Regions from separate parts of the Mus musculus genome. Here region 2 is linked to region 1. The links are chromatin loops, found by intact Hi-C in ENCODE. Cell type or tissue: gastrocnemius. All regions are shown on one strand. Each heading gives the region's core, and the rest is flanking DNA. Links, peaks and the distances in the headings are about the cores only.

The links. Peaks named below come from ENCODE experiments on the same cell type or tissue, not always from the same donor. Only the 100,000 strongest peaks of a DNase experiment are listed, where the experiment ranks them.
Region 2: a loop joins it to region 1, with 2.8 times the contacts of the local background. A loop is called at or near these places in 5 of 42 quality-filtered maps.

The regions. Positions count from the first base shown.
Region 1 is chr12:25,859,559-25,868,837 of GRCm38, reverse strand. No RefSeq gene overlaps it. Among named protein-coding and RNA genes, the nearest start is that of Gm29835, 110 kb to the left of the region's middle. In gastrocnemius, for the core only: a CTCF peak has its summit at 4,288 (motif pointing left); DNase peaks (open chromatin) are centred at 3,582, 4,245, 4,532 and 5,269.
Region 2 is chr12:26,295,033-26,304,311 of GRCm38, reverse strand. No RefSeq gene overlaps it. Among named protein-coding and RNA genes, the nearest start is that of 4930549C15Rik, 47 kb to the left of the region's middle. In gastrocnemius, for the core only: no CTCF peak of the experiment used is centred there; a DNase peak (open chromatin) is centred at 4,627.

The sequences.
Region 1 (9,279 bases), core at 3,309-5,808:
AGGACAGGTTAATAACATTTGAGCTGCTTTTTTGCTTTATGCCAAGGGGGATTTACTAGGATAACATGACCTACAAGGAGAGCGAGAGCTCTTGATGTTGAGCTAATTAGAAAAAAGCAAGAGGCTGGGCCTGAGCTTAGACTTGGGTGAAGATTTAGAGAGATGAAGAGCAGAAAGCAAGGTTTTTCATTATAGGTTAAAGGCAGACTTATGGATTGACAGCTAATCATGGTACAGTAAATTTTATACCTTGAAATGTTTTGAAAGATGCAAAGGTATGCTCTAAAAGTTATTCATCTTTAGAACAACTAGAGAGGGACAGATAAATCTAAAACACTGTGGTACTTAGTGGCTTTAAATCATTTCATTCTAAAATAGATCTGAAAAAAAATAATCATTCTTAGTCTAGTATACCCCCAAAGGCCTCCAAAATAATACAGGCTCCTGTCAGGTTTGTTTTCGTTGCCCACTAGACTAGAGAATACGGTCCCATTGTTGAAGACATCATATAGCTGGAACTGAGCTGACAGCATCATCTTGCTGCCTGCCTTTCAGCATGCTGGAATGTGTTATGAAGGCTTCTGGAGGGGAAGAGGCCTCAACTATGGTACTCAGTTGTAAACTCTTCAAGCCAGGAAACCAACCTGCCAGACAAGATGCACCCACCTTTGTAATGGTGTCATGGCTGTTGTGTGGTAACCAGCTACTTTCTAGATAGATTTGAATCCCATTCCATCAGAGGGGGAGCTCAGTCCTGGTACTATAGGCCTGGTTAACAGTTCATGCCTGAGGAGGTTGCAGGCCCAGGTGAGTAAATTATAATTCTCGTGTGTCTAAGTTGACGTAGCTTCAAATTACTACATAAGTTTTCATGTTTTGGCCTAAATGTTCAAGTGACTCGCGTATCTTTACTGATAGAAGCCTCTTTTTGCAGTGAAGGGCAGCGAATTCAGATACCCATGGCTGCCAAAGGTGCTGGTAATTAATATCAGCTAAGGTCTAGCCCTAAACAAAATGCTTATGATGCCACTCTAAGGCTCAGAAAACTTATGGAAGGGGACAGAAAGTATGAAAGAGTGAGAAAATGTGATGATAGGCTGCAAAAGTCCATCTTCTAGACTGGACACAACCACATTGCAATTGTGAACTCAGAACAACCTCAGTTACCCACACTGGGCTATTATGATACCTGTCAACAATCAGCCACAGAAGTTGAAGAGCACACGAGTCCCACCACTTAGTGATGAACTATTGGCCATGGTAGATTCTAGGAGAGGTGAAGCTGTTATCTTCAGTTGTCTACCCATTTCTGAGCCCTCCAGGCTCCAGTAGATAATGCCAAACATGTGATCACACAGGTAGATAATCCTGGTTAAACTCAGTGGATCACAAAGCAAAACTAGTAGACATGAATGGGATTTGTAATAAGGAGGGGAATGTGCAAGCAGAGTAAAGAGATGGGCAAGGTTAGGAATGAGGGTGATTTGAATGCAGGGTGTATGTATATGAAAGTGTAAAAGAACAAATTTAATTAATAGTACAAATTTTGAGAAAAACAAATTTTTCCTTATATACTACATTTTTGAATATTTTATAAAATAAGAGCAATAAAGGTTTTCCGAATAATCAAAAATGTGTTTATAAGGCAATGGAGATAGGGGTTAGAGAGATGGCTCAGTGCTTAAGAGCACTCACTGGTTTGGCAGAAGACCCAGGATCACTTCCTAGGACCCACATAGTTCGTGGCTCACAGTTGCCTATAACCATAGTTCCAGGGATCCCATTGCCTTTGTCTGGCCTCCTTGGGTCCCTGCACACACATGATGCACATACAGTCATGAGCAATGGCTATGTCTTTTTCACACACACACACAAATAATAAGCTAATAAGTAAATCTTCAGAAGAGAGTGTTGATATAGAAGAAAACCTGGCCTTTTCCTTTGGAGTTTTAGAGAGAGAAGGAATAAATAGGAGGAGGCACACCAGAGAAGGTCAAAAAATAATGGCTTGGCTATAGTTTACTTCCTTCTGTAAGCTGGTACTTGGATGACTTTCCTGTTTGGCCCAAGCCTCTCCGTGTGCATCTGTGGTGAGAGGTGGGAGAGGACTGTTATTCATTGGAACCAGGAAAGACAAATTCACCTTCTCATGTTTCAGAGTAAAATGGAAAAGATCAAGATCTATATAAAATATATGATATAAAATATATCAGCTACTTATATACTCCGTATAAACAGGTCAGAAGATAGCAATGTCAAATCTCCAACAGTGGAAATAAAATATATAACTGACCAAAAAAGTAAGAATAGAAAAACCTGTCTCTAAATGACCAAAATAGAAGGTGTTCAATCCCATGAGAAATATAGTCAGCAAGATGGCATCTTCTCTTCCTAGAATGTGCGGACACTGTGGCGCATTTCCTCTCATCGTCTCTGCAGGTAGATAAGTGAGGCATCTGCACACAGGACTTCGAGTTGCCAGTGTGCAAATCAGCTTCACATGCACTGAGGCTATTGGCCAAGAAATATTCCAAGTACTGATAGTCCCTGAAGGGGGAATTCAAACTCTACCCTGTGATTGCCATTTGTGTGAGACAAGACTCAAATTTAGACCAATGGAGAAAGAGTTAACTGAGTGTTGGCCCATCTGTTGATCTACTTAGCTGTGTATTAGAAATATTGCTGACAATAACCACAGAATGGAGACACATCAAATCGTTTGGTGAAGTTAACACTGACTCATGGGCCAAAGATAGTTCAAAGACTGTATTTGTCTACGTCTTTGAATTTTTTATACTAAGCAAGTCTTGCTTTTATGAACTGAAAAACAATCAGACTTAGGAATGACATGAACTGCTTCAGAGGAGAGCATGCAAGGTTTGGTCTAGAAAGACCCAGAACAGTGTTGTTCTGAGTCTCTGTCACCTGTTGGGCGATGTTGGTCTTCTGCAGTATGCATTCTTATATCTCTTAAACAGCGCAGGTATTTACAGGGGTGCAGTGAAGACTGGAATTTAACGTTTCTCATGCATAACTCAAGCTCATTTTCATCACCCACAATCCATCTAAATGGTACCCAGCAATGTGATAGAAGACCCGAGTAAATTCTTGTTCAGCTTCATTAACTCCATGAGAAAGCCTCTATGTGTATCCCCCACCTGGTGTGGGTCAAGTCAATAGAAGGCTGCCCAGCCTTTTGAACAAAGATATGCTCCCGTGTGCACTCTTGGGATTCTCCCATGCATCTGTTAGAAAGGATGGGGAGTATAAGTCTGCCAAAAACCTCACCATCTACAGTACCAACCTGAGTTACTCAGAAAAAAATTTAAAGTGGATAGTGTTTGTAAGCTCACCCCCACCTGGAGTCCCCCGGGGGCACTGAGTTGGAGAAGTGGGGCTGAGCTGTAAGAGCAAGACTGAGAATCATGGCAGCCCCTCTGACTGCATACCACACAGCGACTCCCCAGGATGCAAAGGCAGCAACCAAACAGCACAAATTGGAAAGAGGAAAAAAAGTGTGAAATCTGCTCTGGGCCATCAGAGGAGGCTGATGTAATCCGGGTTGACTCCAGGGACAGTAATGGTGCCAGCTATGGAGGCCACATGGCTTCTAATGAGGCCAGGCCCAGTTGCAGCTCAGAAGAGTGGGTGAGCAAGCCAAATCTCACCCAAGGACAGAAGCAGCCCTGACAGCTGGTGAGTGAATTAACTTCAGGCAAACCAAGTGGACCCAGGTGGTGGGACATTTCGAATCTTTCCCTTCTGGTGGAAACAGAACAAAACATTGCATGGAACACAGCCACCATGGCCTTTTTTAAAATTTTTCCTTTGATTTCTTCTGACAGATTTCTTGGAGGAGGGGGCAAATAAGAGGGAATAGCTCTAAGACCCACCCGGACAGACATCAGTGACATGGCAGTGCTAAAGGTTGCTTAGAAAGGGCTATTTGAGAGATGGAGCATCCCTACTGAGTGAGATCAAGGCAGTGTCCAACATGGTTGAAGGACACCTTGTCAGATGACTTAACTCTTGAGGAGAAGGACCGCCATGGATGGTAATCAGTGCTCCTAAATTGCTGACCCCAGGCATTTGCACAGACGACTTTTTTCCCCTCCATTTTCATAACTAAATGGCTGTCTTCCCTCCCTGAGCTTCTCACCCTAGAAGTGCCCTGCAGGGGCTGCCATTCTTAAGTTGGGTAGACACCTACTTCCTACAGAATTCAGCCAATAGGCTGAGCCTGGTAGTTTGAAAGCCATCCTGCCACCTGGTGGTTGTATCCCTAAATTGCAAGGGCAGGTCTCTAAAGACGTGAATTTATAAAATAAAAAACATTAAACCATTTTGACAAATGTCAGAGAGACATGAGCATTTCAAAAGGATGGGCAAAATAAAAAATAAGCATATGTTGTGAAAGAAAATAGCCTCACTGATGAGAAAGAGACCAAATCAAACGTGAGTGGGCAGACAGGAAACACAGAAAGCGAACACAGCACTGGGTGTGGGCAAGAGACACCCAGCCCCCCTGATTCTGGTTATTCCAGGAAGATCTGTCACATTGCCGAGGCTGAGGTTAGCATGGTTCCTACACAGCCTGAGGAGGCAAAAGGTTATGACAGCATTTTGGGCCTCTGCATGATAGATAGTACAGAGACCTCTTTATTAGAATGTCAGTACGCCTAGTTTCCTTTTATTTCTTTATCTCACATTTATTTGTTTATCTTTTTTTTCTGTCACCAGTTGTGCCCTGTGTTTAGATCACAGACTGCACATGCAAGTCAAAGTCACCAGGGAGAGGCAAAAGAAAACTAAGTGAGAAAATGCCCAGAGAATCCAGAGCAGCAACAGAGCAAGCCTAAGCTTCGATGAGAACAGGGATAGCCCAGCTCACTTCCAGGGCAGGTCTCACAGGAAGCAGCATCTTACCAACAGTGTCTTGATGGCGGCAAGGGGAGGGGAGGAATAACAGGATGGAACAGGAACATGGTGAGAAAGTGGGATGAGACATCGATTGTTAAAGCAGAGAGAATATAAAATAAAGGGAGTTAGAGCAGGGCAAACAGCAAAATAGAGTGGTGTACGCTTTTAGTGCCTGCATTTGTCAGGCAGAGGCAGGAGAAACTCTGAGTTTGACGAAAGCTTGGTGTCCATCACAAGTTTCAGAATGGGAAGAGTAAGCACTTAAAACTCCAGACTCCGGAAGGGGAGGCAAGTAGGCTGACCACTGGAGGTCACTGGTCGGCCATCCTAGTCTACTTGGCAGGCTGTGAGAGACCCTGTCCCAAAACAGTCAGGGGTCAGGAATTAGAGGACACTTGATAAAGGACACAACTCACTCACATGAAAACACATGCACACGTACACACATGAGAAGGGGTCCATCCTTGAAAATGCCAGAAAGAAAATATTTCACGTAGAGAGGGGGCTGAGGCCTGCAAAGGCTCACAGTAACCAAAGGACACAGGGACTTTGAAGTTCACCCTGACAAATCTGGAATCTCACTGGAGAATTTTAAACAAGAGAGCATCAGCTACCTGGAACACACAGATAACGACTGTAAAGATCACTCCTGGGGCCCTGAGAATTTCAGAGGCTCTGACTGTAAAACCCAGAGAGGCCTTCTGAAAAGCCACTGTGGCTCTTCAGGAGGAAGGCATCTCCAGAGCTCTTCAATGCCAGGCATCTACCATTGGTTTGGGGCATTTAGCTAACATATGCAGGTCATGTGAGGGGTTCCCATGGTACACACAAATGCTGGTGAAAACCTGAAGTTGACTTTCTGACTTCCTGGTGACCATTTTAGCACCATCACAATGAAAAGACACAATGCAATCCATTTGGGGATAATCACTATAGAGTGTTTTAATCCCCTAGGCATGAGGTCTGTGGTTGCCCATCACAGATTTCAACTCCTATTTTTTTCTCTTATCTCTGTTCTCCCTCCCACTTCTCAGCTTCAAGATGCCTGTCTCCTCTTTTGCTCTGTTTAGAGACAGTCTTTAGAGTAAGACCTAAGGAGGCTTGATCTGGTATTATACAGACTCTTCCAAGGGAGTCAGCTAAACAGGGAACCTGTAAACCATGCATGAGCACTGTGGCAAAGATGGCCTCACTTCTGACTCGGATCTCCAGGTTGGTCTGAGAACATATCATTTTACTTGGCTGGTTTCCAGAAAATTATTTACCTATGCTTATTTATGTGTCAGCCCATGAAGCTGGCAAACCACAAAGAAAGCCTCTTTTCCCCCACATACTAGCCAGCATTTCTGGTGTGAACCTCAGAAGAAGTGGGCAGTCTCTTCTTAAAGAACTTGAAGACCTTGACATTTTTCCAGCATAGGAATTTGAGGTCTGCCATTGACGAGAGAAAAAAAAAAAAAAGCGCTTCCAACTAGTGGTAAGAGTAAAAGTGTGTATGCCCCTCCTTAGAATTGGGAACAAAACACCCATGGAAGGAGTTACAGAGACAAAGTTTGGAGCTGAGATGAAAGGATGGACCATGTAGAGACTGCCATATCCAGGGATCCACCCCATAATCAGCATCCAAACGCTGACACCATTGCAAACACTAGCAAGATTTTATTGAAAGGACCCAGATGTAGCTGTCTCTTGTGAGACTATGCCGGGGCCTAGCAAACACAGAAGTGGATGCTCACAGTCAGCTAATGGATGGATCACAGGGCTCCCAATGGAGGAGCTAGAGAAAGTACCCAAGGAGCTAAAGGGATCTGCAACCCTATAGGTGGAACAACATTATGAACTAACCAGTACCCCGGAGCTCTTGACTCTAGCTGCATATGTATCAAAAGATGGCCTAGTCGGCCATCACTGGAAAGAGTGACCCATTGGACATGCAAACTTTATATGCCCCAGTACAGGGGAACGCCAGGGCCAAAAAGGGGGAGTGGGTGGGTAGGGGAGTGGGGGTGGGTGGGTATGGGGGGACTTTTGGTATAGCATTGGAAATGTAAATGAGCTAAATACCTAATAAAAATGGGAAAAAAGGAGTAAAAGTGTGGAGGGGGCAAAGATGGGGCCCTCTGGCTTGGCCCATTGTTCTCATCATCAGGATTGTCTGACCTTTACTGAAAGCTCTACAACACTTGTGTAGCATTGACAGTACAGGTCATAGATGGTGTGTGATACCCTGTACAGAGTTCCTCTCCTCATCTTTCCACCTTTGTCTCCTCTCACTATGCTACCCACTACTCTCCATAGTTTCATTGCTTCTGAAAAAATAAGATAAATGATAGACAGACAGATAGACAAACAGATAGATAGATGATAGATGGATAGATAGATGATGGATAGATAGAGGATTGAGCACATGTAGTATACTAATGTATATCAGACACTGCTTTTTCTGAGTCCTCCAAAAAGCCTTTCTCCTATATTGGAACCATGAACTAAGGATCCTTTACAACTACGGAAATTATCCCTTTGAAGAGTATTACAGAAAGAGCAAGGACCACGTGGAAAGCCATGTTTGGAATTGCAGAAAGCAAGCTTCAACTCTGACCCAAATCCTTGCCAATGCTGTTCAGTTGAACCAGTTAGAAGTGTCACTGAACCTTTATTTCAACATTTGCAAAGAAAAATATCAAGTGGCCCAGAGGATCTATGCATGAATGATTGGATGAATCACAGCCAACTATTACCTGAGTCAGATTCGGGACTTTATGTAGAAAATGGAAAGTTCCCTTACCAAACTGGATCAGCTCTCAAACCCAGTCCCACTCTACATTGTTTTTCTGGTTTTTAATTCTTGAGCTTAGTTGCTCTGAACAAAATCTCCCTCATTGCTGGCCCCTCTGCCGTGTGTGTGTGTGTGTGTGTGTTTCCCCCTCTCCCCTTCTTTCACTGTTTTCTATTCATTCCTTTCATCTTTCTTTCCTTGCTTCTTTTTATTTATTTTTCTTCTTCTATTATACCAAATAAGTCCTGATAAAGATGAGGATCATGTCAAGGTGAATCTTCAGTAAACAAAACCACTTTAATAAATATCAAGGCATCTCAACAATGACAGATCAACATAGATGACAGAAATTTGGTAGGAAGACATTTAGTTTCCAAAACATGTTTCAGGGAACCAAATATCAGATTAGCTGCAGATGTCCCTGTCCATGGCCATGTGTGTTCCTAGAGACAGTTAGCCCATACTCAGTTGTCCTTGTCTGGGCAGTTTTGATTAAGGAACCCTCCCTGTCACCTCTGATGGGTCTTGAAGATAACTGAGCACTTCTTGATTCCCTATATATTTGTGTGTGTTTCAGGTGTGATAGCCAAGTGTAGCCTGCCCTGCTGTCCTCAGTACATCTCCTGCCTGAAGCTTAGACTTAGAAGCAAGAACATGTCATTTCTTGTTCCCAGGCCAGGACTCCATCATGTCCATTTTTCCCATGAAGTCTTGGCACTAGCCTCTTCTTTAATGGAGGAGGCTCCTCTGGATGATACAGAGAACTCTCAGTGGGAACTAGACTTAAATTCATGATTCTCTTCTTACTCTCAATTTTCTTTTCTTGGTTGAGTGTCAAAGTCATCAGACAACTTACATTTCACATAGACTATCACATACAAACAGAAGGAACAACGCTACAGTATTTGCTGAGCATGAGGGACACAATGGCCAGTGCCAGGCACCTCACATTATCATAGCCCAAATGATGCAGTCCAACTTTAGGTCCAGTGGGACTGGGGCTCACATGACATCTTTATACATCTCAAGTTACTGACAAATGCTCTTCTGCCCCACTATTTCGTGAGTTAGTTGCTTTTGTGGTATGGATGTGTTACAGTTTTTCCAGCCACAGAGCTGCCACACAGGCTTGTAGTCTTTGTGTCACATACTATTAGATTTCTGTCCTTTTCATAATGTGCTGATAGTTTTATGTCAACTTGTCACAAGATAAAGTCATCTAAGAGAATAGACGCTCTCGATTAAGAAAATGCCTCAATAAGACAGGCTGTGGGCAGGCCTGTAGGGTTCTTTTAATTGGTGATTGACTGGGAGGGTGCTACTGTGGGTGGTTCCATCCCTACGCTGGTGATCCTAGTTTCTTTAAAGCAGGGTGAGCAAGCCAGTAAGCAGCACCCCTCTATGTATTCTGTATCAGCTCCTGTGTCCAGGTTCCTGCCCTGCTTGAGTTCCTGTCCTGACTTCCTTTGATGATAGCATGTCATGTGATGGAAGTATAAGCTAAATAAACCCTGTCCTCCCCATCTTGCTCTTGATTATGGTGTTTCATCATACCACCCTAACTGAGACACACAGGACTCCCA
Region 2 (9,279 bases), core at 3,601-6,100, 440 kb before region 1:
CAGAAACTTGGCTTTCTTTGTCAAGATTCTGAGGGGATGTGGAGCTTCCTGGGTGCTGTAAGAAAGGACCACACCATGTAGGTAGAACAGCCTATAGTCATTGTCTCACAGATTGGTAGCCAGGAAGGCCCAGATGAAAGTGTCTTCAGGGTTGGAACCTTCTGAGGACTGTGTTGAAGAATCACTCATGTATCTTTGTTTCCTCTTGGTAGTAGTATCTAACAGCCCTTGACCTTCTCCAGCTGGTATGTGTGTATGTGTGTACATATATGTACACGTACACATAAACACAGACACACACACACACACACACACACACACATATATATATATATATATATATATATATATATATATATATATATATATATATATATGTAATCCTATTCTGTCTCCAACAGCATGTGGTATTCTCCCCCATGTGCCTGTGATTGACAGTTATGGCCACACGGAGAAACTCACCTTGATCATCAGAAAGACCATTCTGCTGACAAGGTCACACATTCATGAGTTCCTGGTGTTCAGTTTTTGGGAAGTTATAATTCTGCCTTTCCCTGGCAGCATGGTGCAGAGAACACTGCCCCAGCAAATGTATCAGGAGCTCACTGAATCAACTAGGCTGATGGAGACATGAGCTTCTGGCATCCACCTATCTCTTTCCCATAACACCAGGCTATCTACACATGCTGCTATATTTGGCCTTTAAGTGGGTGCTGGAGATCTGAACTCGGTTTATCATGCTTGTACAGTGGGCACGTTATGGACTGAACCATATACCACAAGTCCTCATGCACAGATTCTTAACTGCAGATTCTTTACAGTCAGTGAGGAACTCCCAGTTAGGCAGGTAGACTCCCTTCCGTGAGACTCTGAGGATTTGGCTTGCAGAGTCCACCCAGCGTACATATCCTCAATCATAATTCATTTGGGATCCACAAAAGGACAAAAGCCCAATTGTGCTCAGACATTTGAGGAGAACCTTTCAGGAATGAGAAAATGAGGCTGCCCAGAGTGGAATGTGCTCCTCTGCAGAGCTCCTAAGGCATTGTGAGTGCACAATGGATGGTAAATAATCACGGAATGTTTTTATTAACGACAAAGGGGTAATCAGCACCATAATGAAGCTTGCAGATGAGACTAAACTGGGATTTATAACAAATACCAATTAGGAGACAGAGACAATGGAAAGAGACCCCCCACCCCAGAGGGAAAGTTACAACAAAGCAAGTTTCCGTTTTTGCAAAATAACCACAAATGCACCTGCGGAGGATGCACACTGTGGGGAAAGCCCAGAGTGTTTAAAGGGAGACAGTCCCCAGACACAGCATTTTTATGACAGGCACGAATGAACAGTACAATTGATGATGCCAAACATGAGATGGCAGGCACTGTGTTCTTCAATGAAGATGCAGTACACTGAAGCCCCTCATCTGGCTACACTTCAGGACCTACCCAAGATGCTAACTACCCAGGACCTCTTCCGTTTCATATGGACGCACCTCAGGCCTCCAAGCCCATCTTGCTGACTCCTCACCTCTGTTCTGATGATCTTCTCCATGCTCTCTCTGATGCGTCGTCAGCCCAAAGTCCTTGAAGTCCTCTATGCACTTGAGTGGCTGAATCATGTTCCAAATAGGCCCACTTACCTGCTTGCTGTTCAGTATAACCTGCAGTCCACCGGGGAAAGAATCATGAAGTGACCCTTGAGTGGGGGAAGGCCACATTTCAGGCCACACTAATAGGTTGTCTGACGTCTGTACTATTGTCCCCCAAATACACAATTGCTTTCTACCTTCTGTCCATTGAAATTCCACTCGGGGCCTGACCAAGCCTTGCAGAGCCCTCCCAGTCCCCTTTGTTCATATCATCCTCATGCATGCAAGAAATCTGTCCAAATTTACAAAACATTGTAAAAACTTACAAAAATAGGGTTCATGTTTTAGGTTTGGTTATGACAAAGAGGGGTGCTGGACTGGGCAGGTTAATGGTGCTGGGTGTTTACATCTAAGACTTTTTATATCTGAGTAGACCAAGAAGCACAACCAGCTATAACTCGTTCTCGGTGTCCCACCTTCTCCAGCCAAGTTTCGCCTCCTAATGATTCCAGGAAGCACCAGCACCTGGGACCACCTGCTCAAGCACACAAGCCCAAGGGCGTTCGTGTCACATTTAAACTAGAGAGGATAATGAGTGCTAAGGCATCAGGGTAAAGGGCGAGGACACCAGCTTTGCATCTGTGAGGAGGAAGGCACTCCCATCTGTCCTATGGAAACTGAAGAGAAGACCTTACACTTCCCGATACTGTGGAGAACTCAAATTCTGCCTGCTACCCATCCATTGAGTACCTGGCTACCAGCACTTCCACAGTCACATGGGATGGATGGATGGATGGATGGATGGATGGATGGATGGATGGATGGAATTTGAAGATGACAACATCTTCTCATAGAATTCTGCCAAGGGGTCCGTGGGTGGAGTCAATCTCTTCAGAGATCATATGCAACACAGAGAGTGCTCCCTGGAGGAGCAACTTGGAAGGAGGTAAATGATGGAGGAGATGAGAGGCTGGAGCAGGTTTGCCATGAGTTTGAGGCCAGCCTGGGCTGTGTGGCGAGTCCTCAGAGAACAGAAAGAAATCACAAGATGGAAGTCAGGAGGGAAGGAAGGAAGGAAGGAAGGGAGGGAGGGAGGGAGGGAGGGAGGGAGGGAGGGAGGGAGGGAGGGAGGAAGGAAGGAAGGAAGGAAGGAAGGAAGGAAGGAAGGAAGGAAGGAAGGAAGGAAGGAAGGAAGGAAATGGGACTGACTGTGTAACCGGAAGTGTTTAAAGCCTATTTCCTGCTTTAAATTTTTAATATTTTTATTTTTATTTTTATGTGCATTGATATTTTGCCTGCATATATATCTGTGTTAGGGTGTGGCATTCCCTGGAGTGGGAGTTACACAGGTGTGAGCTGCCATGCTGGGAATAGAACCCTGATCCTCTGGAAAAGTAGCCATTGCTCACAACTGCTGACCCATCTCTCCAGCCCCTATTCCTGCTTTTGAATGAGTTTAGTTTTTTTTTTTTAAGTTACTGTTTAGTGCTCTGAATATTCCATGGAAGAAGTACTCTTATGCTATGTTTAAGGCCTTGAATTCCTATTAAGTAAAAGGTACTGTTTTTCATTACAGAATTGCCTTGAAGAGTTATTAATGATCCAGAAGTCTCAGCCAATTAGAGCATCATGACTGGACTCCCCGCAATGGATCCCTTCTCTTTCCTGCTTCATCTTGTGTTTATTTTCTGTTTTCTGACCATTCTCTTTCCCCTAAGATTTTTAAAGTCTACAAAATACATGACTAACCTTAAGGATGCAGTTGGATGATTTTGTCTTTTTTATTTTCTGGAAAGATGCCTAGAAACAAGTACTCCAGAGACAGCTCTCTCTAGTGCACACATGCCACTATGTGTCACCATGGATGTCCCACAAGCTGGATATTTCCATTGTCCCCCAAACCTAGACTGGCTGGAAGAGACTCTCATCCCAGTGGGCTCTGAATTCCTTTTCTCTTACAAACTTCATCCAGAACACACCCAAAGCAAAATGGAGGGAAATGTGCAATGTGTTTTTTTCTGGAGTCCCAAATAACTGTTCCCTCTTTGGCTCTAGCATTTCTTTCTTTTCTTCACTACCCATGCCAGCATCCTTCACTGTTGTCCAAATCCCAAAACACTATGGAGCCCTTCTCATAGTCTCCTTTTACACGGAGAAACACCTGGCTTTCTCCAAGAGGCCTAGTAGAGACGTTCTCGGTCATATTCCACTTTCCATAACATGCATCCATCACACTGCCCCATGCCTGAGCAGCATCTGCTGATCCCTCCTTCTTCTCCTGACGCAGTAGGACAGTGTTGGCAACTGGATGGACTTCCACGTGTCTGTTTTCTTTCCGGAACCCGGTTCCTTGTAAGCAGAAGGCACCTGAGCTGACCCTGAGGGTTTCCATAGCATCTCAATGAATGAGGAACAAATGGTTTCAGACAAAGTAGATGGAGCGGGTGGGATCAACTGGGAAACTAATCTGTTTTGATGACATCACTAATTCATCACTAGTTCCCTTTGACTTCCCCTACCAGGGGTCACAGGTGGAGAGACTGGTATCTTTTCAGACCTCAGCTTCACTCTTAAGTCCGAGTGAACACCCAAGACCCAAGCAAACACAGCATATGGTGCTTTGACCACTCTTCTCCTCAAGCCGGTTCACGTCTATATTATTTTACCCGGTTTTATGCCTCTAAGTTGCTTTTGGGCTGCCAGTGTCAGCATGGAACCCTGATGGGAGCTTAGCTTCCCACCAGGCTTCAGTTGAATGTGTATGAATAGCCCATAGTAGCTGCTTCTATTGTTCCTGGAAGCCTTGTATTATTTAGAGAGCAATCAATCACTTTTCTGAGGCAGCCTGGGGAGCCAAGCCCACGGTGTGGTTGATGATGGCTTTTTCTTCCAAGATGAACAAAATAAAAAGCCTAGCCAAGGCTTTCCCGAAGACAGGCTTATCTCCCGCATTGATTGGCAACATTTCTACTCCAAGGTGGAATTCCATTACCAAACAGCCAGCTTACAGACACAGCTGAAGGTTGGCACCCCTGCTGCCAGGATCTGCGGACTCTTGGCACATTTGCTCTATGCAGCTCATGCTTCAGGCCCAGTGCTGAGGCTTATAGCTTTGTCTTGCATTTCCATTGCTAAAAGTAACATTGCTCCCAGATTACCCATGAATGTGCATTGCTAGAATTTCAGTAGTTGGTAGGAAGGAGTACTTAACACATAGTGGAGAATGTACTTCGTAGTGTTGATCTTTTATCTAAAAGAGGGTACTTAACAAATATCACTGGTATTTTAAATGCTTATGTATTTTATGCATATGAGTATTTCCCTCCATGTATGCCCATATACAATGTCTTGGAGTCAAGAAGGCATTGGATCCCCTGGAACTTAAAAATGTTTGTGAGCTACCATGTATGTGGGTGCTGGAACTGAAACCAAGTCTTCTACAAGAGCAACAAGTATTCTTAACCACTGAGAAATGCCTCCAGTCCCATCAAATATTGCCCATATTTAAATAGTACAAATCTGATAGCTATTGTTTCCCATCTGACTCTGAAGTAGGTAATAAAAAGAGGTACAAGAAATATGCCAGATAGCTACTATTTAATAAGACATAACTCCAAAATTCAGTAGCTTCAGTTGAAAATCATTTAATCATACAGGCTAGTGCAGTGATTCTCAACCTGTCGGTCACACCCATCAGAAAACACATATTTCCCATGGTCTTAGGAATCACCAACCATAAATTTATTTTTCTTGCTATTTTATAAGTGTAATTTTGCTACTAAACATGTCTCACTTCCTAAGACCATCTTAGGAATATGTGTTTTCCAATAGTTGAGATCCACAGGTTGAGATCCACTGGTCTAGTGGTACCGGTAAGAGGGTGGGGGCACAGTGAAACCTCTTAACTGGACTATTCCATGGATGAGATATAGGGTTCATTTGGGGAAACTCAAAGCTGCCATGGCTACCTCCCCAAGAATACAGAGAATAGCAAAAGGCAGCAAAAGCCTTGTCAGTTTTAAGGAGGCAAGTTTTAGGGCAGTGAGGAAGGGCATAGTAGCACTCAATGAAAACATGAATCCAGAATGGAAGACTGAGCTGTGTCAGGCTGGTAGGCACACTGTCATCAAGAGGGTTGTCATGGTTTGCATATTCTTGGCCCAGGGAGTGACACTATTAGAAAGTGTGGCCTTGTTGGAGTAGGTGTGAGTTTGGGCTTTAAGACCCTCATCCTAACTGTCCAATAGCCACCCTGCTAGCAGCCTTCAGATGAAGATGTAGAGCTCTCAGCTCCTCCTGCACCATGCCTGCCTGGATAGTGCTATGTTCCTCCCCTTGATGATAATGGACTAAACCTCCAAACACAAGCCCCTAAGCCAGCCCCAATTTAATGTTGTCCTTATAAGACTTGCGTTGGTCATGGTGTCTGTTCATAGCAGTAAAACCCTAACTAAGACAAGAGTGGAATATGAGAGGGGGACTCATCAGATGGAAGAGGAAGGACCAGGTGACCGTGCCCCAGAGTCTCTGCTCCATGAGAACGAGCAACCCTATTCCAGGTACACAGCCCTGTCTTCTCCCCATCATTTCTCATCCTGCTGTAGACTGGTGGCTGTTAGAGATCTGCCAGTTGCCCATGTACACTGGGGATCATCGGTGAGGCCCACACATCATCTTCCTAGCACTACACTCTGAAGCATTACTGAGCTGAGTATTGGGCAAAGAGAGAAAAGCTAAGAGGTTAGGCTTTGCCTAAACTGCTGAGGCATGGTCAGTCTTTCTGGGCTGGAGGCCCTTGTGTGGGCATTGATGCTGGATGAGAGCACAAAAATAGGATTGACAGATGCTGTGAGACAGACTTTTCTTGGGTCCTTGGGGAGATGTAACACACACAGACATACACACACACAATCACAAACAATCAAGCATGCACACACCTACTCATCCGAGAAAGGAAGCCCAGGATAGACCAATGTAACAGTTGCACCAATCAATTGGTGAACCAATGAGTGTTTTTTGGTTGGTTGGTTGGTTGGTTGGTTTGGTTATTTTTCCTGCGGTCTTCCAACTGGAGCATGGGTAAAGGAGTTCCTTGCAATGAGCAGGGATAACTCAAAGACAGCTGCATTGCCAGAAAGCCCAGCCTTCCCAACAGGATCCAACCATGCATCTGCAGTTTGTCTGGTCAGAGTTTTCGCTCCCTAAGAACTGTTTGCTTCCTTTTATTCTTTTGGTAGGGGCCCTGAAGAACCTTGAGGCTTCTTTCCTTCCTATAGACGTGAAACTTTACTTACCTCCTATTGACAACTGGCAGCTCCTGGACCTCCCCCCTCCTTCCAGGGCCTAGCATTCTGGTTTGGAGAGAATGGTTCCAGTTCAGAGGAGGTGTCATGTGCAACAGCAGCAGTCCAGACAGCAGAGAGATAGTTGAGCCTAGGCAGCTAGTTTGGAGCAAAGAGGACACACTTAAAAGCTGCTTGCAGGATGGATGTGGAAGACCATTCGAAGGGGACATGTGGCAGCCTCAAGGGCTCTGTTTGGGCTCCTGCTGTGGATGTTCAGGGTCTTGGGGGGGTTTGAATGCAGAGAAGGAGCAGAATGGAGAGGGGGGCACTGTGAGTTTAGTTAGGAACACGGAGAAGCCCAGTGGAAATCCCAGGTGCAGCCCGACCTAGAAGAAAGCCCAACAAGATAATGGGCACAAGGTTTGACTTTTGGGACCACTTTTGCATAGAAGGGCAGTAGGGCATCAGGAGGAGGTGTGCATGAGAGAGAGCAGGAGGTGTGCATGAAGGGCTATATCCAACAAGAATAGACTCAAGGCAGGAGAACAACACTGATGGAGAAGCAGCAGAGGGGACCATATTTCCCAGAATTCCCAGGTGGTAGAGGGAAATGCCATGAGTGGAAAATAAAATACCTCGAAGGAGCTCTGGATTTCCTCTAAGGTTGCAGAGGAAAGCTCTGTGGGATCTTGCTGAGAGCATTCATTATCTCTTACAGTAAGGAAGTAGTTGACGATCTTGTCAAATTCCATCTTCATGGAAGTAAATGGAGGATACAGACTGGTATAGGAGGAATGGTGGAGAGGGGGAGGCAAAGGACACATAACGAAGTCAAATGGTTGCAGGAAGTAGATTGATGCCAGAGAGAAATCTGCTTTTTTGAAAAAGGAAGGAAGGAAGGAAGGAAGGAAGGAAGGAAGGAAGGAAGGAAGGAAGGAAGGAAGGAAGGAAGGAAGGGAGAAAAATAAAATAGGCCTAAATACATCATAAATGTGTGTGCTAAATAATCAGGGGCAGGAGTTTGGAGGAGGTCCTGCAGTGAGTGAGGGGGTTTATGAGGAGAGAAATCTATAGATAGATAGATAGATAGATAGATAGATAGATAGATAGATAGATAGATAGATAGATAGATAGATAGGTAGGTAGGTAGGTAGGTAGGTAGGTAGGTAGGTAGGTAGGTAGGTAGGTAGGTAGAATAGCCAGCATGCAATGATCCAGCATGGCCAGCAGGTGGCATGGAAGCATCGTGTTTCAATATTTCTAGGATCTGTTTTGTTAGTAGTTTTGTTTGTTTGCTTCCTCTCTCTCTCTCTCTCTCTCTCTCTCTCTCTCTCTCTCTCTCTCTCTCTCTCTCTCTCTCTCTCTCTCTCTCTCTCTCTCTCTCTCTCTCTCTCTCTCTCACAATGGTTTGAGACATGGATTTTGTGTCTGTCCTTGTGCATTTCTTCTCACACCCGTCCTTTCCAACTTCTTGGGAAATATCTTCTCTATCATGATCCAAGGCAAGGCCCTGTCTCCAAGTGGGGTTTGAGTGGGGAGCTGGGGATGGATAGGATGGTCAGGTCGGCCTTCCTTTTCTCAGCTCACTAATTGGAGATCCCTCGAAGCTCTTCCTACTAAGGTCATCCTAGACGTGGCTCCACCACGCAGGAAGGTGGTGTCCCCTGGAAACAAATATCCTGAGTGGGGCCGGTGTCGGGGCTTCAAATCCTTTGTCCTTCACAAGCCTCGGCATGAGAAACGAAAGTTCAAGGACAGCCTGGGCAGTGAAGTAAGACCATGTCTCAAAGCATCAAGAAAAAGGACAGACGAGAGAGCCCACTGTCTGAGTGCTTGCCTAGTGTGGGTGAATAGGACAAAGAATTTCGCACACCCTGGGGAGGAGAATATACTCAGCTAGAGTCATCTTTCTAAATAAAACAAGTTTATTTGTTCATCATTCTAATTAAAGCAGGTACGTTTACCTGAACAACCTTCTTGAAGAGTATCTCTGTGAGGGCGTTAGCCACCAGTGACATAGGTTTTCCCCCATGCCATATGGCGATGGTACCACTACCATGGCCCAGGTAGACGCTGTTCATTCCCCATTCATTTTTCTGGTGAGGGTTCTCCACCCTTCACCCTTCAGAAGCAGCCCCAGTTGTGACAAAACTGTATCCTGTCTACATCCAGAACGTCACTGAGTTTCTCACACTTCCAAGTTCCGCGTTCCTGCCTTTTCACCCTGCTAATCATTTTCTCAATAGCGCATCTATTCTTCGCAGGCCTTGAGCACTTGTGAGGCAGGTGGGGTTGATATATCTGTAAGGCACCTTGGCATGAGTGCCAGGCCCTTTGTTAACCTCAGCGAGGTACAGTAGACCCGAATCCACGTGGCTGGAAACCATGGACCCTGCAGT